2 separate regions of the Mus musculus genome follow, and region 2 is linked to region 1. The links are chromatin loops, found by intact Hi-C in ENCODE. Cell type or tissue: heart. All regions are shown on one strand. Each heading gives the region's core, and the rest is flanking DNA. Links, peaks and the distances in the headings are about the cores only. Region 1 holds the start of Rab30 (RAB30, member RAS oncogene family). Region 2 overlaps Rab30 (RAB30, member RAS oncogene family).

What was found. Peaks named below come from ENCODE experiments on the same cell type or tissue, not always from the same donor. Only the 100,000 strongest peaks of a DNase experiment are listed, where the experiment ranks them.
Region 2: it touches region 1 in a loop (2.1-fold over the local background); 13 of 42 quality-filtered maps call a loop at or near these places.

Annotation. Positions count from the first base shown.
Region 1 is chr7:92,740,240-92,743,150 of GRCm38, reverse strand. Rab30 (RAB30, member RAS oncogene family) reads right to left here and starts at 1,437. Exons shown (of 5, transcript NM_029494.2): 1 at 1,309-1,437. It overlaps 4632427E13Rik (RIKEN cDNA 4632427E13 gene), which reads left to right and starts at 1,692. Exons shown (of 2, transcript NR_015510.1): 1 at 1,692-2,089; 2 at 2,175-2,445. In heart, for the core only: a CTCF peak has its summit at 1,615; a DNase peak (open chromatin) is centred at 1,530; H3K4me3 peaks cover 2,500 bases; H3K27ac peaks cover 2,068 bases.
Region 2 is chr7:92,831,417-92,834,327 of GRCm38, reverse strand. All of the region lies in intron 4 of Rab30 (RAB30, member RAS oncogene family), which reads right to left. Among named protein-coding and RNA genes, the nearest start is that of Ddias, 41 kb to the left of the region's middle. In heart, for the core only: no CTCF peak of the experiment used is centred there; no DNase peak of the experiment used is centred there.

The DNA.
Region 1 (2,911 bases), core at 194-2,693:
AGGCTGTGAAAAAAGCTTTAGCCTTTTGGAGTTAAGCAAATACTCTGGCGGTTCTCCTTCTTTTGACATTCCTAAAGGGGGTGTGGTTGACCCAAAGTCCATTCATTTCCAAGGTTGTATATCTCTCAGCTAAGACTGGCCCCATCTGTTCCGGAGCCAGCCAGCTGTTTATCTCAAAGGAACATATTTATTGCAGCGTTCATCCCTGTAACTCTTAAGAGGAGAGCCAGCATCATACAAGTCAGAATGTTGCCTGCCTTATTAAACGTGTCAGTTCGTTGGAAAACAAAATTCAAACAAACAGCACACTACCACGCTCCCTAGTTTCCCAGGTCAGGTTCTCTGTCCTTGGATACCTTTCATTAAAGTCCAGTAACGGGGTGACACAACATTCAACTTTTCCTTCCCCTAAAGTGTTAAAAAGAAAAAGAACAAGAAAGCACCCAGGTTCCTAATCGATTCCGTCTGCAAACCGTTATTTCTGAGTGGAGACTAAGCCTCAGAAACGGCAGCTTGTTACAGTACCATTGTCAGTGGCAAGAGCCTATCGCGATGTAATTTAAAACACTCACACAAGCACAAATTCTACTTCCAAACCATCCCGAATCCCGCAGTCGGGAGAACACAAAAAAATGAAAACGCTTAACAAAAATGCAGCTTCTAGCAGCCGAAGAGATCCTTCCCTAGACACGTGAAATATTTCTGACTGGCACGGAGTGCACCATTAAAGGACACTGTCACCTCAAATCAGCAGGAAAAGGCGAGACAAACGACACAAACATACAAACATAAAATAAAGCCCTACGAAACTTAAGCGACTCAAGAGAAACCTGCTCATCTTAAAAATAGTGTGTGCTAGTCCAAGCGACACAAATGTTCTCAAGAAGTACGGCCACATTAAATTACTGTCTCCATTTCTCCCCACACATCACCCTTTCCCACTCAAACCTCAGCACTGGGGTCGTGGAATGACAGGACTGCAGTCCCCCACCTTTGCCCTCCTCGTGTTTTCCAAGTGCACTTCCCAACATCCTTCCCAGCCCAGCCCCCTCTCCTAGCCTTAAAAAGGTTAAAGGGAGTTGAAGCAAGGAAATTGGCAGGCACCAGTCCTCTGGCGGGGGCAGGTTGCAGGAGTTGTTCTTTGCAGTGACCCAAATTGCACAGAGCTATTTAGCTCTTAGCAGCGCCGGTGAGAACCTCCCGAATCCATACCCCCATTCCCGGCCCCATCTTCTCAAAAGAAAGCCTTGAGAACTAAGCGGGAGGGATAACTTGGGAAAACGATTTGAATAAATCACTTCAACTCACCTGGTTTGGGATTTTTCTCCCCACCCCAGGCATAAAAAGAAATGATATACGAATGAGTCACGCACGCAAGAGAAGGTGCTGCGGTGTCCTAAGTCCAAGGACTGGAGTCAGTCCCTGCCCTGGTCCTGCTGCTACTCAGGGCTCAGCTGGAGCGAGCGGCAATAGCGAGCCCAGCAGCAGCAGCGGGGGGGCGGGGGGTGGATAGACCGTAGCACAATGAATGCAGTAGGGTTTTGCAATGACATCATCCCTCTGTCCGAGCGGCCCCAATAGCCATGCTCCAGAGCTGTGCACTCTGGGATCTGTAGTCCTTTGAAGTCCGGGAGCGACGTAGAGGCTACAGCTGGAACTACAATACCCAGGATGCTCTGGTCAGAGCGCCCAGAGAAGAACTGGACCGGCCGCCATGTTGGAGCCCTGGAGCTGCGGCGAGCCGAGGTTTCGAGGGGCTCGTGGAGCCGAAAGGTGGCATGGTGAGAATGGTGAGGCTAGGATGTAGAACTTGATAGCCTCGCGCACCGGCTAGGACTGAACGGAGGCTACACTGGGGACCTTCAGGGCTGTCGAGCCAGAAATGCCATCGCGAGTCGGAGTGAACCGCAACCCGCTGGGGTTGCACAAGGCCTCGCCACCCCGGGACACAGGGAGTCGCTTTACTGAGCGTGGAGAAACCCTTAGACTTCCTGGGGAGACTCTCTGGGCAAAATGTGTCTTTGTTGTGGTGTGGGGACTCGGGACGACGGGCCTCGCGCCTGTAAGACGAAAAGCTCGCGTGCACCCTGTGAGTGGAGCTAAACCTAGGTTATTTTTATTTATTTATTTTTTGCCTTGTCATTTTTCTTAATCCCTCATGATCATTTCCTCAGGTGTCAGACCCCTGCTCCCACCACTGAATTTTCGTTCGGTCGTGAATTGCAAAGGGCCTCAAAGAAATCCTTTGCTAGATAATGTGATCGCGAAGGGTTGTGGAGCTTGGCCCTGAAACTGACAAAGGAAGGATCTACCAAAAGAAGTTAGCACCTAACCTTTCTTACCCCACCAGCGAACGTAAACGACATTGAAAAGGGACTGCAAGTGAGCAGTCTTTCTCGACTAACGCTAAATGAACTGTGCTAAAATACTGCGTATATTCGAAGTTGATAACTGTGGAAAACTTCCCTTTTCTTTTGTTACCTATATTGTGCAAAATAATGTGTTTTGTTGTGACATCTTCGTGCAGATAACGTTAGTTAACACATCATCCCCTTCCCTTAACCACTTGGTACCCTTACCGATGAAAATACATTCAGAATACTTAAAGAACTTTTGAGCCTATTTGCTCAGCATCTCAACACCTTTTCTCCAGTAACTCAAACAGTACTGTGTGTTTGTTTTTCAGGTTCTGAAGTTCACTATAGAAAGATGCCAAAAGACCTACTGAGGGTCTCTGAAAAGTTAAAAATGCTGATATGCGTAATTTGAGTGTTTTATTTTTCCCCTCCTGAGCTTTTCGAAGGAGATGGCTAGCTCGGTGGTGAGGATTCCCACAGCACAGTCAAGACCCTGGATTGTATCCCTAGCACTGGTCTGTTTGCATCAGTGAAAATATATACGGTGCCTCTGT
Region 2 (2,911 bases), core at 305-2,804, 91 kb before region 1:
ACACACTTGCATACATATCACACACTTGCATACATATCACACACTTGCATACATATCACACACTTGCATACATATCACACACTTGCATACATATCAGCTTTTAATACAAAAAGTTTAGAAATGGTGACCTACAAGTAAAGATGATTCCAACACTGAGGCTGGGGTCCCTAACTATAATCTTCACATTAGAAAGAAAGATCACCTCTTAAAGACATTGTCAGCTGTAGGTGTGGGGCATTAAATGGTATGCCTGAATATTTGCCGTATCAGAGAGCGGGAAAACTGTTGCAAAGATGCCTGGAGTAATCCTAAAGGATTTGGGAGCTTATCTGAAGACGCTTCCCATGTCAATGACGAAATAATAGGAACTTGGGCAGTAATAACTGCACAGGATTAAAACACACTGAATGAACATTTAAGTCCAGAAGTCCACAGCATATTAAAAATACAAGTGAGCCGGCCGTGGTGGCGCACGCCTTTAATCCCAGCACTCGGGAGGCAGAGGCAGGCGGATTTCTGAGTTCGAGGCCAGCCTGGTCTACAAAGTGAAGTCCAGGACAGTCAGGGCTATACAGAGAAACCCTGTCTCGAAAAACCAAAAAAAAAAAAAAAAAAAATACAAGTGAGACAGGTGTGGTGGTGCATGCCTTTAATCCTAGCATTCAAGAGGCAGAGGGAGATGTATATCTGTAAGTTACAATTCCAGCTCACACTACAAAGTGAGTCCAAGATAGCCAGGGCTCTCTGTTACACAGGGAAATTCTGTCTCAAACAAACAAACAAACCAAAAAACAAAACCAAACAAAAAACACCACTAGACGAATGAATTTTAATGGTTAATTTTGGAAGATCCTAAGAAAGCAACTCATTACATTGGAAATGACTGAACAAAAAGGGAATAAAAGGCCAGTCATAGTGATGTGCACTTTTAATCCTTGCCCTAGTGGGGCAGAGGCAGGCAGATCTCTGAGTTCAAGGCCAGTCTGGTCTACAGACGCTAAGTGTCCATGACCCCAGCTGGCTTTGGCTGGCAATAAAGAATTGCTTTACAGCCAAATGGCTAGGTAGGTAGATAGAGCAGGGACTTTTGTATTCCACAGGCAAGGGACCTAGGGAAGAAGGAGAGGAAAATCACCATGATTCGGAGGCAAATGGAGCAGATGTAAGAGCTGTAGAAGAGAAATGAGCCAGCAATGTAGGTGGAAAGGGAAAGCGGCCCTATGAGGAGGCTGCCCAGAAGGTAACAGGGCAGCAAAGATAAAATAGAGATTTAGAAGGTGTTAAGCCAGGAATACCAGAGGGTACTATGTGCTAGCCATGGGGAGGTTTAGAAATGCCCAACTACTGAGCTAGTCAAGGCATATCAAAATTAGCTAATGTGCATGCGTGTGTCTGTCTGTCTGTCTGTCTGTCTGCCCGCCTTTTATTTGTGAATCCAGAGCTCTTGGGTGGGTACAGAGTGCATGCAGGAGCCAAAGAGCCAAAGTGGATTAACTATTCACTGCTACAGGGCTCACAACCAAAAATATATGCGATTTCATCTTATACACATCAGAATGACTGAGATCAGGAAACCAAGTGACAGCTCACGCTGGCCAGGGGGAGGAAAGGGAACACTCATCTACTTCTGGTGGAAGTGCAAATTTGTACAACCACTGTGGGAATCAGGGTGGTTCCTCAGGAAGATGGGAGTCATTCCTTCCAAGACCCAGCTATACTACTCACTCTTGGGCATACACCCAAAAACCACGTCATCCAACCACAACACGGACAGTTGCTCAACCATTCGCTGTTGTCATGATAGCCAGAAAAGGGAAACCTAGATGTCCGTCAACAGAAGAATGGATAAAGAAAATGTGGTACATTTGCACAATCGAGTAAAACAAAATGAAATTAAGAAATTCACAGGTAGATGGCTGGAACTAGAAAAAAAAGTCATTCTAAGTGAGATATCCCAAATCCAAAAAAAGCAAATATGTTTATGCATTCACTTACATGGGGATATTAGGTATTAAGTCAGTGATAACCAAGCTACAATTTAAAGAGTCGCAGAAGTTAGATATAAAGTAAGGGTTTAGAGGGGACAGTTTAAATAGCAGAAATGGTTATGAGGAGAGACAGCTAAAATTAAGGGCCAACTGAGGGGTAGTATGGAAAATTAACACGAAGAAGCTTCCTAAGACATAAACAGAAGTGAAGGCAATCTAAATGAAATCTCCAAAGAGAGAAGAAGAGTCCCCAACTGATCATCTCTTGTTAGTAAATGAAGTTTCCATTACTGGGATTGCGTTACATCTCCTTGAGTTGTTGGCCAAAGGGACCCCATAGGATCCCCCAAACAACCTTGGTTTTTGCCAAGACTATAGGTTGCTCTCCACAAACTGACAGCAAGGCCCCATTGCAGAAGACAATACCTATACAACTCACTAAGCATAGAGAAGTCAAGCTGGTGCCTACATTGAGCATTCATCCCTGTGGTCTAGTTAGTGTCTTTGGTACACTGGTTGATGTCTTTCTGTACACTACCAAAAGAGAATGTGAACACCAAGCTAGCCACAAAGTCTTAGATCTACAATGCTGTCCTGCCTACAGGATATACTAGGGCAATAGTAGCACAAAGCTTGTGGAAGTAACCAACTAATAACTGATTTGACTTAAGGCCCACTCAACAAGATTGCACTCATACCAACACTACTTGGGAGTCCAAGAACCAGAGAATGGATAGCCCGGAGACCTAAGGTAAAACCAAATACTACTGTTGTTTAAAGGAAATAAAAACGTAGCAATAAAATTACTCTTAATAACAATCTGCTACACTCATAGATCATATCAGGACCTTGCTCAGCTATAATCAGAGAAGCTCCCTCCTGCAGCAGATGGGAACAAATACAGAGATCACAACAAGACATTA